Regions from separate parts of the Homo sapiens genome. Here region 2 is linked to region 1. A link is a loop called in an ENCODE intact Hi-C map of the cell type or tissue named here. Cell type or tissue: heart left ventricle. All regions are shown on one strand.

Evidence for each region. A loop is a pair of places that touch in the nucleus more often than their neighbours do. Peaks named below come from ENCODE experiments on the same cell type or tissue, not always from the same donor. Only the 100,000 strongest peaks of a DNase experiment are listed, where the experiment ranks them.
Region 2: it touches region 1 in a loop (3-fold over the local background); 10 of 110 quality-filtered maps call a loop at or near these places.

Annotation. Positions count from the first base shown.
Region 1 is chrX:67,715,600-67,723,599 of GRCh38, reverse strand. It overlaps AR (androgen receptor), which reads right to left. Exons shown (of 8, transcript NM_000044.6): 5 at 5,978-6,122; 6 at 1,637-1,767; 7 at 616-773. Among named protein-coding and RNA genes, the nearest start is that of NXTAR, 65 kb to the left of the region's middle. In heart left ventricle, a CTCF peak has its summit at 4,373 (motif pointing right); no DNase peak of the experiment used is centred here; H3K27ac peaks cover 476 bases.
Region 2 is chrX:67,563,014-67,571,013 of GRCh38, reverse strand. All of the region lies in intron 1 of AR (androgen receptor), which reads right to left. Among named protein-coding and RNA genes, the nearest start is that of AR, 23 kb to the right of the region's middle. In heart left ventricle, no CTCF peak of the experiment used is centred here; no DNase peak of the experiment used is centred here; H3K27ac peaks cover 2,948 bases.

The DNA of each region.
Region 1 (8,000 bases):
TTTCAGCCTTTTGTTTCCTCCCCCTTCCCCGTACTTCCTTGGTCCTCCCCCATGAGGTCGTGTGTGTGTGTGTGTGTGTTAGAGAGAGACAGCGAGAGAGAGAGAAAGAAATGGTCTCCATGGAGTCACTGAGGGCTCCCAAGAGATGTCTTATACCATTGTAAGCTCTCTGACTCAAGACTTCTCCAGCTTGTGCTCTCACCCAAGCCTCCGCACTCCATCTCTCTCTCTCTCTCTCTCTCTCTGACACACACACACACACACACACACACACACACACACACACAGACAGACAAACTCACATGAACATGACTCAAAGAAGAGGGGAAAAACATCCAGGTCTGTTTTGTCTGCCTAGAGAATTCATCTGCTGCAAGTCCCTTCCCTGAGTCCCAACTGCTCTGTTCTCAACTCCTCCACCCCTTTCACAATATCCAGCTGGGACACTGTGACCCGTGTTCTTTTCTTCACCACATTTTCTTCCTGGACCACACTCAAAGCCAGAGGGGAATGGAAGCACCTCCCAACAGGTGGTGCCAGACTCTAGAGAAGCATATTATCATTGGCTCTATCAGGCTGTTCTCCCTGATAAAGCACCCTCCATCGTTTGCTTACAGGCTGCACGGAGTCCAGGAGCTTGGTGAGCTGGTAGAAGCGTCTTGAGCAGGATGTGGGATTTTTTCTTTTGCATGCAATGATACGATCGAGTTCCTTGATGTAGTTCATTCGAAGTTCATCAAAGAATTTTTGATTTTTCAGCCCATCCACTGGAACTGATGTGGGATGAAGACAGAATGGGGAGGGGAAGCATGCCCACGAAGGAGCATTAGACAAAGCACCAAGTTTTCTGACCACAGACTTGACCCCCACCCCCACAGGGAACCATCTACTTGGCTTCCTGTTAGTTGAAGTCTGTGTGCTTGGGGCCTTCAGTCTGTCAGGGAGATCTCAGGGGAAAGGATAGCTGGATCCGATCTGAAAGGAGTCAAGTAAATCAAATTTCCTGAACCTTTTCTTTTTCTACTCTTCTCAGATACTCATTTTTTAGGACCTAAGCTTTTATGTCATTCACAGTAAAACCCTGATTTAGATAACCAAAACACATAGCTTTGAATATCAAATTTTGCCCTTCTCCCTCCGTAGGGGCTAAGAGAGGGCTCTTAGAAAAGATATTAAAGAAAAGTTCCTTGGCTGCCATACAAATCCTATCTGAGTTGCTTACATAGATCTCCTCCTGTTGGCAGAAGAGGAAATCTTTCCAGGAGGAAATGCCTCCTGCTCTACTGCCCTGCAAAGAATACAAGGTGGCCCATGTCTGTTTCTATAGCAGAAGCTATGGAAAAATTCAGAGACCTGCTGTAACCAGTCAAAAAGGCCTTGTCCCAAAGACAGACTGGGGATAGGTGGGGAATCTGATGGAGGTTGACTTCTAGCAAATAAATTGGCTTCTAGTCATGAAATTGTTTCTTGTTAGGAAAATGATGCTGAGAGAGAGTAGAGTGGGGATGGGGAGGGGGAATGAAGAAGGGAAATGTCCAGGAGCTGGCTTTTCCCTAATAATGTTTTAATGGCAAAAGTGGTCCTCTCTGAATCTCTGTGCCCTCAGGGGGCATTCCCTGCACTTCTAGGCACTTACTAATGCTGAAGAGTAGCAGTGCTTTCATGCACAGGAATTCCTGGGGGGTGATTTGGAGCCATCCAAACTCTTGAGAGAGGTGCCTCATTCGGACACACTGGCTGTACATCCGGGACTTGTGCATGCGGTACCTGGGAAGGAGATACACAGAGGAAAAAGGAATGAGGGGAAGTTTACAATAAGCCCAGAGGGAATGTCTCTGATTGCCATCCCTCGCCAGGTTTTCCAAGAAGAGCTTGCTGTTTCTCCTGCTGGTGCTCCAGGGACCAGGAAAAGGTTTTTTTGTTTGTTTGTCTGTTTGTTTGTTTTTTTTCTCTCTCTGTTTTCCAAAATCCTGACACCCTGATAACTACTCATCTTCTCTGGCCAGGATATGGGTTAGCACATGGAATTTCCAGGTCTCTGTGCCCCTTCTGTTTTCTGAGTCAGGGACAGGAAAGCCTAACCAAATGAACACAATGGGGGAGGCACATGGTCTCCCTGACTACAGTTCTAACATCTCAGCTACAGCCAGAATGAGAACCTGCCTTCCAGGCAGCTCAACATGAAGGATTTTTAGGAGAAGCCCCAGTAGTCAGCTCTTAACATCAGGACATCAAGATTTGCAAATGACCCGAAGTGTTTGGTCATCCTGTTGACCCCTTTGCCTCTGGCCTGGAATACTAGAAATTTCATACTTATTCAAAAACTCCCAGTGAAGGAGATTCCACATTGTTCTTTCAAAACGAGTTCCAATGTTAAATCTGCCAGGGAGTGTTTTTGAATGTCTAGTTTAAATGTCCCCTGCTGAAGGGGAGCCCATTCCCTCATATGCTGGCTGCTCCTTACCACAGTTTGGAAACTGTAGACATATGTGAGTTGCATTTATTATAGTCACTTCTGAACAGATCACCACATTATCACCTATAAATTATATGGGGAAGTGGCCAATGCTTGGCCAGCTTTTCAAGGAAGAGCAACCTCTCGGTTCCATGGCTGACCATGGCATACCTCTAAGAGAAGACACAGCATCCTCATGCTAGTAGGCCTTCCAGTTTTCAGCACTTCAAAAATCGTGTGTGTGTGTGTGTGTGTGTGTGTGTGTAAGACAGAAATTGATTGTGCAGCGTGTGCAGAAAGGGAAGGAAATTTGACACCCACTTAAGTGGTGAGGACAAAGACCTCCCAGATGGAGCCTAAAGGCTATGGTTTGACATTTTGGTTTCCAAGCCACTAGCCTACTCCATAGGATGAGCAGGCCTGGTATTGTCTGGGTGGAAGCTCAGCATCCTATCTCAGAGAGATCTTGGCTGTCCTGGAGAAAGAGAGAAGAGGGCAGATGGTGTAGAATTATTCAACTCAGGCTGAAGCCCAACTAGAAAGAGGAAGTGTTTAGATGGTATCACAAATCAATTGAGCAGAACAGTGTTGCTCCAAGCTCTTTCACTGTAGAGAATTTTTTAGTAAGATTGGCTGACCCTGAGGTCTGGCTCTGCTCCAGTCTCCAATGTACTTTCCCACCTCTGTTGATGACAATGCTGCAATCTTTTTACCATTGAAATCACAATGCTGGAATGAGGATTCCTTTAACATTGCTGCAGGCCTCAGGGGCAGAAAAAGTGGGGAATGGAGGAAAGAGAAGGGGAAAGGAAAGAGAAGAAATTCATGGGGGAAGGGGAAAAGAAAGGGGGAAAAGGGGAAAAATACTAGGGAGACAGTTAAAGGAAGGAAGAGAGAGGAGAATGGAGGGTAGAAAAATGAGGCAGGAATGGAATTTAGGAAGAGAACAAGGTTGGTGGGAGTGCAAGAGAGAAAATAAGAGGAGAAATGAAGATTGGAAAACACTGAGCACAGTGCCTGACACATAGCAGGTGTTCAATAAATGACATATAGAAAGGTGCTATTATAATACTCTTCAGCAGTCTCCAGATAAAATTTGCGGCACATAGAAGTTCAGTAATTTGCCCAAGGTCACACAGCTAAGGTTCAAGCTCATTATCCTCACAACATGTGATCTCTACAAAGAGAGAAAGAAAGAAAAAAACAGGGCTGATAATAGAGCTTGGTGTTGAAGAGATCAGCAAATGGGTTGACCTACATTGGACAAGTTCTTCTCTCTCTCTTTGGGTCTGAGGCTCCCCATTAGCACCTTAGGAAGGCTGGCAGGGATTAGTTGCACTCAACTGGAGAGTACTGCCTCTTCAGTGGGTGTCAGAAATGTGTGGGAGCAGTTTGGGCTGTCAGAATGACTGGAATCCTATTTGGTATAGAGTAGGCTGGTGCCAGGTATGTTAACCATATTCTACATAATGACAAAATTATTTTTCCCAATATGTCAACAGAATCCATGTTGAGAAACACTTATCTAGATGTTTGTAGACACCCTGAGAGCTCTAACACAGTGGCTTCCTACAGGAGGAATAGGGGTCCTATTGTTTCAGGAGCCCTGGGTTTGATGGGTCTAGGCCTCTGACCCCGTAGGGAGGCCTTTTTATAAGATGAACAAGACTGGACCAGGAAGCCGAGGTGGGATGCCACATGCTTACTTAGAGGCAGAGAAGGAAATGAGGATTTAGAGAACAACCAATTATCACTTTTCAAAGCTCCAAAGGTCTCAGGGCTCTGGGGAAGGTAGAGCAGGTGCTCATGGAGTTGATTCAACTGCTTAAGGGCAGCAGGGGTTTAAGGATGGGAGATGAACAGTTAGGGGGCTTTTCAAGGCCTGCCCCAGAAGATGGCATCATAGGCAACTTTGCGGAGATCTGAAAACCACAAAGCAGTTTGTGCCAAAAGCCTAGTGGTTATTCTTAGCTTTTGGCTACCAGGCTGGCAGGGTTGGGAGAGGGCAGCTGGGGACGCTCACTCTCCCTCGCATTGCAGTGCTGTACTGGAAGGAACCATTGGCCTGTAGATTTTATTTTAAGACTCTTCTGGGTTAGAGGGCTGAAGAGGGGGGAAGGTCAATTCCTGTCCTGACTGGAAGGATTCTCTGTGGTGAGACTAGCTCAAGGTCCTTGGGAAGATTTCTCTGGCCAGCTCCATTCACAATGCCATCGAGGGACCTCATACAGCAGACATAGAAAAGATTATCATGCCCGGCTGAGGCGGGCAGATCATGAGGTCAGGAGTTTGAGACCAGCCTGGCTAACATGGTGAAATCCCGTCTCTACCAAAAATACAAAAATTAGATGGACACGGTGGCGGGCATCTATAATCCCAGCTACTCGGGAAGCTGAGGCAGGAGAATTGCTTGAACCAGGGAGGTGGAGGTTGCACTGGGCTGAGATCATTGCGCCACTGCCCTCCAGCCTGGGTGGCAGAGCAAAACCCCATCTCGGGGAAAAAAAATGTATCACTATTAGGGAAAGGGTGAATCAGAAAGGGACTTTTTTTTTCCTTCTTGCCTACTATGGGCCAGACATTCCACATCTGTCAATTCCCATTTAGTTATCATAAGAAATTACTTATGAAGGTTCTGTTATCATTAATGGATGAAGAAATTGAGGGTCGGAAAAGTTAAAGGTCTTTCCCAAAGATGCTGACTAAGAAAATAGTAGAACTGAGATTTTAGTGGAGAAAAATGTAATTCCAAAATCTGAGCCACTGGCCAAATTCATGATGTTATATGGAGCTGGTGGCAGGGCAGGTATTAATTAAAGCTGTTTAAGGGAAGGAAAATGGCAGTACCAAGGTCACACAGCCAGAGAGCGGTAGAGGTACTCCTTCCCATCAGTTACCACCATGACGCAGAAGAGCTGAGATCGACAGGGACATACGTTTGAATCTTGTCTCCAACAGGCACTAGCTCTGTGACTTTGGGTGAGTCACTTTATTTTGCTGAGCCTGATTTTCCCCATCCATAAAAAAATAGTGTTATCTATAAAAAGGTGAGGTCAGGTCACCATGAGGACTCAATGAGCTAGGATTTAGAAAGTATCTAGCATAGTCTTGGCACAAACTAGTTGCTCAGCAAATGGTGACTAGAAGTAGCCTTTGGTGGTAGCAAAAGAACCCAAGAAACTCCAGCCCTTAAAGCCAGAGTCTTTCTGCCTCTTTTATATGTGAAGGGGAGGAATCTTTCCATGTGGTTTTGAGATAAGCTGCAAAGCAGACCAGAAATATGACTAGGATTGGTTCTTGGGTGTGAAAGGGGTGGTCTCAGCACCATCCTCCTGGGCTCCTGCCAGTTGGCTGAAAGCCAGGGCAAAGCCGCCTCATACTGGATTGGCTGGCTGGGGCATCCGCTGCGACAACTGCAGATCAAATGAGCTAAGCTTCACTGTCACCCCATCACCATCACCACCAACCAGGTCTGGCCAAGCTGCTGTATTTTAGTGAGGTCTGGGCCCCAGGAGCACTTACTCATTGAAAACCAGATCAGGGGCGAAGTAGAGCATCCTGGAGTTGACATTGGTGAAGGATCGCCAGCCCATGGCAAACACCATGAGCCCCATCCAGGAGTACTGAATGACAGCCATCTGGTCGTCCACGTGTAAGTTGCGGAAGCCTGGAGAAGAAGAGGCAGAGGCAGTGGTCAGTCTGGGTACTGACGGGTTGAGCTAAGTCTGAGTCCCTGTTGGGCAGAGATGCTCTGGTATTCGGGCATCCCCTAAGGATCCCCAGGGACCATCCAGGCTGGCCATTAAGGGGTGGTGGGGAAAAGCACAAACTATATGGTGAGGATAATATTCCTTATCCTCCCTACTTCCCTGAGCTGCTCAAATGAGATGATGATGGAGACAAAAAGGGCATTGTCAGTTGTAAGAGAAAAATAATCTAACACTTATTGACTGCTTATATGAGTGAACTCTTTTTTTCTTTTGCTATTGGATTGCTCTTTTTTAAAAAAATTAAAAATAATTTTGGGTACATGATAGTTGTATGTATTTATGGGGTACATTTAACTCTTTTCTAAGCACTTTACTTATATTATCTCATTTAACATTCACAACAATGAGTAAGGTAAGTACTATTATTATCTCCATTCTGTGAACCAGTACAAGTGAGTCAGAGAGAGGTTAAGGAACTTGTCCAAGATCATACAGCTAGTAATTGGCAGACCAAGTTACAAAGCAAAGCAGTCAGATTCCAAGGTCTGTGCTCTTGATCACTTCACCTTTCCAAAGATGCAGTTTAACAATCATTTCCCCCACATAAACAGCAGTTTTCACTTCACAAAGCTGTTTTCCAGCTACGATCTGGTTTGACCCTTCTAACAACCCTGGGAGATGGATATTACATACAGTGTACAGGGTATGGAGAGATGTCTTGACAGCCACTGCCACCTGTTCACCACTTTCATGTTCCCTCTCTTGCGTCCATCCTCTTTCTGCCTGGCATTTCCTCTCCATTCTTTTCTACTCAATAGGTACCCTGGCCCTACTAATTTCCCACCCTACTGCCATCCTCATCTTACTGCCATCATTATACATGAATAGGCCCTTTATGACCTGCCTACCTAGACTGATCTCTTGCCACTTGCGCTCTCACATGCCTCTATATCTCTGTTATCTCTGCACAGGCAGTTACTTTTGCCTAGAATGCATTCCTCCTTCTCAGGCCTTTCATCCGGTAAACACTACTCATCTTTCAAGTCTTCACTCAAAGGCTACCTCTTCTGTGAAGGCTTTCCCAACTCATCCAAGAAGAAGGCTTAAAGATTCTTCTTTTACATTCTCATTGCACCTTGTGTAGCCTCACCCAATTATAGCAGTCATTACACAGCATTGAAGTCTATGTATATACATGTCTGTCTCCCCCACAAGACTTGGAGCTTCTTGAAGACAGGGACCATATCTTCTTATTTATCTTTACCTCCCTAGTACTTAGTACAGTCCACGTATTTGAGTGGGCACTTAAGAAATATTACCTAAACAAATGGCCTAAAGACCCTCAATTTTTTTTCCTTTTGTAAAATGAGAATTAAATGATCTCCAAATTACCTCCCTTAAGCTCAGAGAGCAGAGGCTCCCAGAAGCTACGTCTACAATAATACACAGGTAGAACAGACATGGCCATGTTCTCCTGGAGTTTTTGAAACAGTTGGATGCTTAAAGTTATAAAGGCATCACCTCAGAGCTCGTCCCTACCAACACTCTCTCTTCTCACCAACAAATCCAGAATTATCTGAAATTTTGTCATCATACCTCATTAGGAATGCTTCCCCAAATTTAGATCAAACTTCTCACTTTCCTGTTGATGACCTAATTTAACTCTCACAATAATCCCAGAGGTTAGGTGATGTGGCACTTATTTTACCAACAAGGAACATGAGGGCCAGAGAAATAAACTGACTTACCCAAGGTCATATGGTTTATATGTGGCTGAACTAATACTAGAACCCAGGTGTTCTGATTCTCTTCTCCAGTGTTTTTTCTACTCCACT
Region 2 (8,000 bases), 150 kb after region 1:
TCTGGTCCTGCTAAACTTCTCTCTATGACCTTCACCTCTCCATTTCCTGTGCACTCCATCCTGAGCCCCTGGATGACTCCATTCAAACAAGGAATATGCCCATCTCTCTGTTACTTTTCATTCTCCTTTTTATCTGTACTCCATGTGTTCTAAGTCAACCTCAGAGCTCTTTGTCCCTAAGACACCATCTGTAGTAACACTTCAAAACAAAAACCCAAACAAAACCAGAAAAGTAACACCTTCTAACCCAGTAATTCTTATCACAAATAAGAATTATCACAATAATTCTTATTTGTGATAAGTCTCATCACAATAATTCTTATTTGTGATGTCTTATCAGAAATAAGACTTTGCAGTACAAATAAATGCTTTCTCCACCATCAATATGCTGAGTTTTAAAAAGAACATAGTTCTTATGCAGCCCATATCTTGCAAATTTACTTCACTGACATCATGAAATTAATATGAAAAGATTTATCATCTAACCACTCATTTCTCAAGGATTCTCTACACACAAGTGTCCTGTTAATAAAGACACACTGTGCATAATTTTTAACTGACTCTTTTGACATCCTACATGAATAAATTATGCACACCTACGTACCAACACACTTTTAAGTACCATAGCAGCTGGCAAGTAAAAAAACGAAACGTGAGTTATTTCACAAAATAATCTGGTAGATTCCTTGGAGAGCAGGTGAGCTTTTTATGAACCCGGTGGGTGCATATGCACAGACGTAGAGCCAACAACACAGACACAGACAGAAGCCAATATACATAGACAGCTACACAGAAATATCTGGTCACAGAGAAGCAGAAAGATACATGGATGCGTACACATACAATGAAATGCACACACAGGGACAAACACAGGGACAGCCAACACAACTGACTGCAAACACAGACAGTTCTGCTTCTCAAAGACAGAGTTGGATATGCTCACTCATACAAACTAAAACATGCACAAAAAAGATAAGAAGCCAATTCTAGTGGATATATACAAAAACATAAGCCAAAAACTGCAAAGGCCCAGAACTGCAAGAGAGGGATATACACCCAGAGAAATACAAACTAAGATAAGTAGGCAGATACATTAGAACATATACACACAGAGACACATGGAGATGGGGACAATAGGGGCATAGAAAAAGACATACCTAGAAGCAGTCACACAAAGAATGGCTATGACATAAACTGAAATAGTCACCCCAAAACAGTCTTGCTTAGACACACAAATTAAGATGAAAACAGACATAGAAATCCACACACCGACAGAAATAAACAGCTGTAATACAGACACAGTGATACAGTGGCCTGGAGTGAGAGATATCCACATAGACAGAGACGTGCAAACTCAGGGGAAAAAATACATGAAGGCACAGAGACACAAAGACAGAACTGGTAAAAAGAGACAGAGGCACATTGACTTAGCAAGACACTCGATTACACAGAGATACGAGCACAAAAGAAAAGACACGTTCCCACTAGCAAAGCACACAGGGTAAGACACTGTTTCTGGATCTCTGTGTGTCACAACTGCTCAGAAATGAACTCACAATAACAGACACACATACCCTGGTACACAATCACATACAAACATCAAACCACAACACATGTGCAGAAACCCACAGTTGTTCCTTGCACAAAGGCTGAAAACTGGAAGACACCATGTATGCTGCTTACTGTCTCTAGGGGTCTTGCAGGTAGGCCAGTATGCATGAAAAAGGCAATCTTATCATAGCGAATTAAGTGCTTTTTGCATTTTAATAATAATGAATTGCTCAACCCCCAACCCCCCCCCACACACAAAATCCCCCACCCACACTATATTCTGCCCCAAATTAGTCAACATGCTAAGATATTCAAGCAAGCTAGTCTAGATGCCTAATAGATAATGTCATGGCTGCGTAATATTAGGTCACAGTCCAAACCTTACAACACTCACTACCCTAGAAACTGAGTTCTAAGTTTTCAATTGAAGAACCTCCCACCTGTGAAGCCAGAGTATCATGGGAAAAAGTGACAGGCAATGTCAGGAGCACTCTGCATTCGTTTCCCTGGTTCCCTGTACAAAGTCCGGTACAAAGCCAGCCTCCAGCAGCTTCAGGCAGGCATTTGCATAGGCAAGAAGATGGAACAGATGACCTCCGAGGAATCCCTCTCTGCTCGCAGCACCTACTGGAGAAGAGAGCAACTTGGCAAATCAGAGCTGATAAAACATTCTGCAATACACAGTGGGTTGGGAAGAGGAGGGACGGCGCAGATAAGCAAACTAACATACCCTCCTGATGCCAATTACTGCCTTGTTAATTGCCAAGATTCAAATGTGATTTCAATAAGTACAGTAGTGTGAAAATATTGCATATAGAGATCAGAATCCCTCTGACTGCCAGGCCTCTGAAAAATAAAAACCAAGGGGAGGGGCTGGTACATATTCCCACTTTAATTGGAGTTGGTACCGCAGAACCCACTGTCCCCAGAGTGCAGTAGAAAGAGTCAAAATCACTGAGATCAAAGAACACCCTAGCTAGAAAGGGCATTTAGTTCTGACCTGGGAGCAGAAGCCCTCGATTTCCAATCTGAATGTGCCAGTAAAGTGTTTGTGCTTGTGAACTTGGTCTAATTCCCTTCCCTGTCTGGGTTTCAGTTGCCCAGTCCATACGAAAGGGAACTGACCTCTAGAATTCTCTCTAAATTATGACTATTTCTGATTCTTTGGCATAAACTTGCCCTCTTTCAACCCACTGTTTTGAACTCGTGTCTAGCGAAGAAGCACAATTAGTCCTCAGAAATGGAAAGAAGAGTAATGCTTTTCACCAAGTTGACAAATGCCTGCTATATACAAAGAAGGAAAATAGACGCCCAGACACAGACGTGCCTACTTGAAATGAGCTTCTAATGTTAAGTTTGAATAAATAAGAGGGCTTTGTGGTATGGGAGGGAGATTTGGAGGGGCTACTCTGCCTGCCATCTGCTGACCCCTGAATGCATAACCCTCTTTTCACACTTGCTCAATGAAGAAGCATGCCACTGCCCTCAGCCCCGTTACTACAATTGCTAAGTTGCTGGTACAAGGGAAAACCCACCCCTTACACCACACATGCACAGGCTTTTAGAAAAAACAGGAGAAGATTTTATCCCTGAAGTATAGGATTTAGTTTGTGGTAATCAAAACGGCTACACTTTAAATCTATAAGCCCTTTCTGAATTTACAAATTACTTCTAGACTTAATGTTTCATCTATATAATTAGAATTTATCTTCCAATCTGCTGATAAGGGAACTCTGACTCAGAACTGTTGACTTGCCCAAAATTATACAGATAGTAACCCACAAAGTCTGGACACAAACCCTAGTATTTTAAGCGTAGGTCTGCTGCTCTTTCAAGTACTTTAGTCTTCTTCACTCATGGTCTTATTGGTGGACTTCAACCTCTCCTCCTACCTCAGTCCAGCTAGAGGGAAAGAAAACCCTGGCATGAACTCAGGGCTGAAAGGAACCCATGTCTATCTCCCACTTCCATCTCTGCACGGAGACTAGGGAAACAGGAGGAGGTGTGGCATTTGGCTAAAGGACTCTCGGAAAGGAAGGGAGGAAAGCCTTTCCTCATCACCCTCCATTACTCTTAGTCCTCAGGGAACATTGTGGGTAAGTTTATGAAGCTAAGGAAGTAAAAAAGAGATGACAAGTTGCCTAGGAAATTCACATCCCAAACTCATTTTTCCTGAATTAGCTGTGACTTTGATTTTCCATATTACAGTTAAATAAGGCACTTAAGAGCCTGGATTAAGACTCTGGGTCCCAGTACCCAGAAAGGCTGTAAAACCTTTTCAGAAGATTATTAAGAGGACGCTAGAGAAGAGTTACGTTGAAGGGAGGCAAGAGGCTTTGGCTGATGGAGGGTACATTTAATGGCCTCTATGAAAAATAAAGCTGAAGTGGTGTGGAATAGTGAAAACAGCAGGGAGGCCAGGAAACAAACAAACAAAAAACTGAACAATCAAAATTCAAGTCCCAAACTACCAAGTTACTATACTATGTGATCTTGAACAAGTCATTCAAGTCTCTGAAATTCAGTTTCTTACCTATAAAGTGGAACTAATAAGAGCTACCTAGGATCAAAGTAAAGATTAAACAAGAAAACAGAGAGACAACATCTAACATTGTACCTGTCACTGACAGGTAAATGCTCAAAAAGAGTAATACTTGACCAGAAAGAGTTAACCTATGACTGGAAGGAGCCTTAAGTGGCAGGTTTTCAAAGCAAGTGGAATGATGATGCTCCAAGTCAGCTGACCATTTACTTGGAAAAAATCTAAAATCAACTCTTAAACAACAATCTTTGTCACCCCCATACTCTACTCAAATACATAACCAGAAAGTTGGGACTCACCAGGACCATTTAAGGCCCCCCATAGATCCTACTTAACAATCTCGCAGCCCCATCCATCATCACACACTCAACCTTCACACACACAAATACACACACAGAGGCTGAAACATTCCACTTCTGTTCTTAGCAAGACAAGATTAGATTAAAATGCAATTTCTCATAAGGCTTCATCTTCATTTACCCCAAATAAAAGACACCCCATTTTTAGGATGGCCATAGTCACTGAAGAATATAACTTGAGATTTTGCTAATGGCGTTTCACAAGTTGCTGTTCATATGTTTACTACTGAGATGTCAGTCCCCAGTCTGTGAGATTTTAGAGGCCTGAGATGGTATCTTATTTCTCTTTGTAGCCTCAGAATCCAGCACAGGGTTTGATAGAAAGTTGGTACTCAGGAAATGTATTGATGAATAAAATAATTAATTAGTGAATTCGCAAATGAAATGCTCATTTAACTAAACTGACATTGCTAAGAATGAAAAAAAATTTTCACAAGTGATAAAACAAATCTTCAACCAAAAGTTGGAAAGAATGTTCCCAAATGACATATATACTCATTCATTCAATAGCAAATCTGAGCTGTGAACTTGAAAAAAGTTGGACTTACTGTCAAAAATTAATGGTCTGGGGCTGGGAGCAGTGGCTCATGCTTATAATCCCTGCACTTTGGAAGGCCAATGGAGGTGGATCACTTGAGACCAAGAATTCAGGACCGGCCTGGGCAACATGACAAAACCTCATCTCTACTAAAAATACAAAAATTAGCCAGGCATTGTAGCACATGTCTGTAATCCCAGCTACTCAGGAGGTTGAGGCACGAGAATCACTTGAACTCAGGAGGCAGAGGTTGCAGTGAGACGAGACCTTGCCACTGCACTCCAGCCTGAGTGAGACTCTGTACCTCCCACCCCCCAAAAAATTCACCAAATCCTGGTTCTGTTGCTTATTGTCTGAGTTACCTTGGAATCTCCTTTAATTTCCTCCAGTCTCAGTTTACTCATCTGTGAACTAAGGATTTGATCCCTGTTGTGCCTACCTCCAAGTTGATTTTGAAGAGTAAAAAAGATAATGTGTCTGAAAGTACTTGGTAGATTTCAAGCAATTTATACATCCTAGGAATTGTAATAACTTAGTCTCAAACATGCTCATTCGTTCCACTCCCATTTTCCGGTCCTCCACCATTTCTCTTACCAACTAACTATAACAAAGCCAGCCTCTAAGTCCTTTGAAAACCATCGATAAACAAAATGCAAGAGGGAAAGGAAAAAAGAGAACTAGGTCTCCTGCCAGCTCAAGCAACTTTTAGCTTACCTGATTTCTTATAGATCCGGGGCATGGCTGCCTGAATAAGTCAGTGTTGCTACCACTGATAAAATATCTTAATACCAATCTTTTAAAGTCATCCAGAAAGCATCCTTCATGGATCCATTGTGATTTCCCTTCCTAGAAGTGGTTTCAGAAGGGTCTGTGAGGATGGTTTTGATGGCAAGGAGATGGCACAGTGAAAGTGGAGTGGGAGGCTGTGCCACTGTGGGAAGACAGTCTGAGGTGCTAGAGAAGGGAAAAGTAGATGAAGGAAAATGGCGGTGGGCAAAGAGAAGGATAGTTGCCTCAAACAAGAAAGAAGATTGGGGTCTGTGGAACAGGGTTCAAACAGGCCAGGACCAAAGAGAAGCTCTAGGTTTTGCTAATTTTTAGGATTACAGATTTACAAGATGAAAACCAGGGGGAAAATTGGCTCTAAGGAAACCCCAATGTGTACCTATAATGAACAGTTGGTAACTGCTAATTTCTCCACTAATAAATTTAGAAGTGCAGTGGAGAATAAAGTAGAAAAAAAATTATTTCACTTTCTAGCAACTGTCATATGCCATGGTAACAATGCATGTGACTGAAACTGAAAAGAAAAGAATTAAATGAACCCATCAACCTGACACTTCCATGCTACTCTCAGCTACCAATAGCAGGGCCATTACAATTTCAGACAGCAGGGGTTATTACCACTGACACCACAGAAATAAAAATAACTATCAGAAGGTATTATGAACACCTCTATGCACACAAACTAGAAAAATCTAGAAAAAATGGATAAATTCCCAAACAAATACATCCCGCCAAGACTGAATCAGGAAGAAATTGAACTCCTGAACATACCAATAATGACACTGGTACGACTGCTCCTTCCCTCTCACCCTTACTCTATTATACACTGAGGAGTTCAAAGTTGATAGAATAAGAAGGCTTAGTAGATGCTCTCCAGAGTCGTGGGAGATGGAAGTGGATCACCTTGTTTGTTTCCATGGGAGAAAGCCAAACAGATTTCACCTCTCAACTTACTCCCCCATAGACTGGGGTATAGTCCTTGCCTCTTAGGATATGCCAGCCTGCTCTTAAATGACTCAGCAGATCTTTAAATATACCCAAGCAAAGAGCTGCTCCGAGACACAACTTGCTGTTAAAAAAATGTTTTAATCTGTTTGGGGTGTTGAGAGGAAGGTCCTTTGTTAACATTAGGTTCCCAAGCAAATTCAGTACTGCTGTGACTCTTTCTCTCCCTATATGCTAAGAGGCTTGTTTTTGTTCTGCTGCCTGCCATTTGCCAGCTGTGTGGATCACAAGGATGAGAAGGGAGATCATTCCAGGCCACGGAAGGATTCAAGAAAATTCCTGCCCAGTAATTTTGTTGGGGGAAGGGTGCCAATATGTGCAACGGAGTTACTAGTTTAAATGTAGGGGCCCCAAACTCAAAGAGGTCCCATAATTTGCATTGAGTCATTCTGTTCCTTGTGGAAGACCATGACCTCTGGCCAAGAAGAGGAATCTTCTCACTCTCCCTCTCTCCTCAGACTAGCTCTGTCTCACACTTTGAAGCACACATCAACCAATAAGAGATTTCAGCTGGGCTGAGGGAAGTAACTTAATAACTTGCATTACCGAAGCAAATCATGCTCCCCTGTTATCTGCAATGACCTCACGCTTACATTCCAGCCAAAGCATTTTGGAGACTCAAAGCTTTGTGGAAGGGGAAGCCAGGCAGCAGTGGCCTGGGGAAAAGCCCATGTATGTCAGCCAGAGTCTAGCGTTTTCCCAAGCTCTGTTTGTCTGGACTACTACTACTACTAATAATAATAGGTACAATTTATGAAGCTTGTACTATGCACCAGGCCCTGGGCTAGATATTTACATTTATTATCTCACTTATATTCACAAAAACCCAACAAAGGAAGCATTAGTATCTTCATTTTAGAAATGAAGAAACTGAAACTCAAGAGAGGTGAAGCAGCCCAGAACTGGAAGCTAGTAAGACCCAGAGCCAGTATTTAAAACAAAATCTGTCAGATGCCAAAGCCTATTCCTGAACATCGGTCAACATACTACACTTTGACTCTTACCCCAGCTTCTTTCCCGAAGGCCCTTCAGCCTCTCTGTTATGTATTTAAAATCCTTAACTACACAAAGTATGCCTCATATCATCCAAATGGGCATTTTGGAGTCATCTATAGGCTTTTAAATTGTTAAAAAGTGACTGTAAAAATCATCTACTATGAGTTCAAACCTTTGCCCTATACATGGTTCCCAAAGGGTCCAGACTCTTCTTGAATGTCTT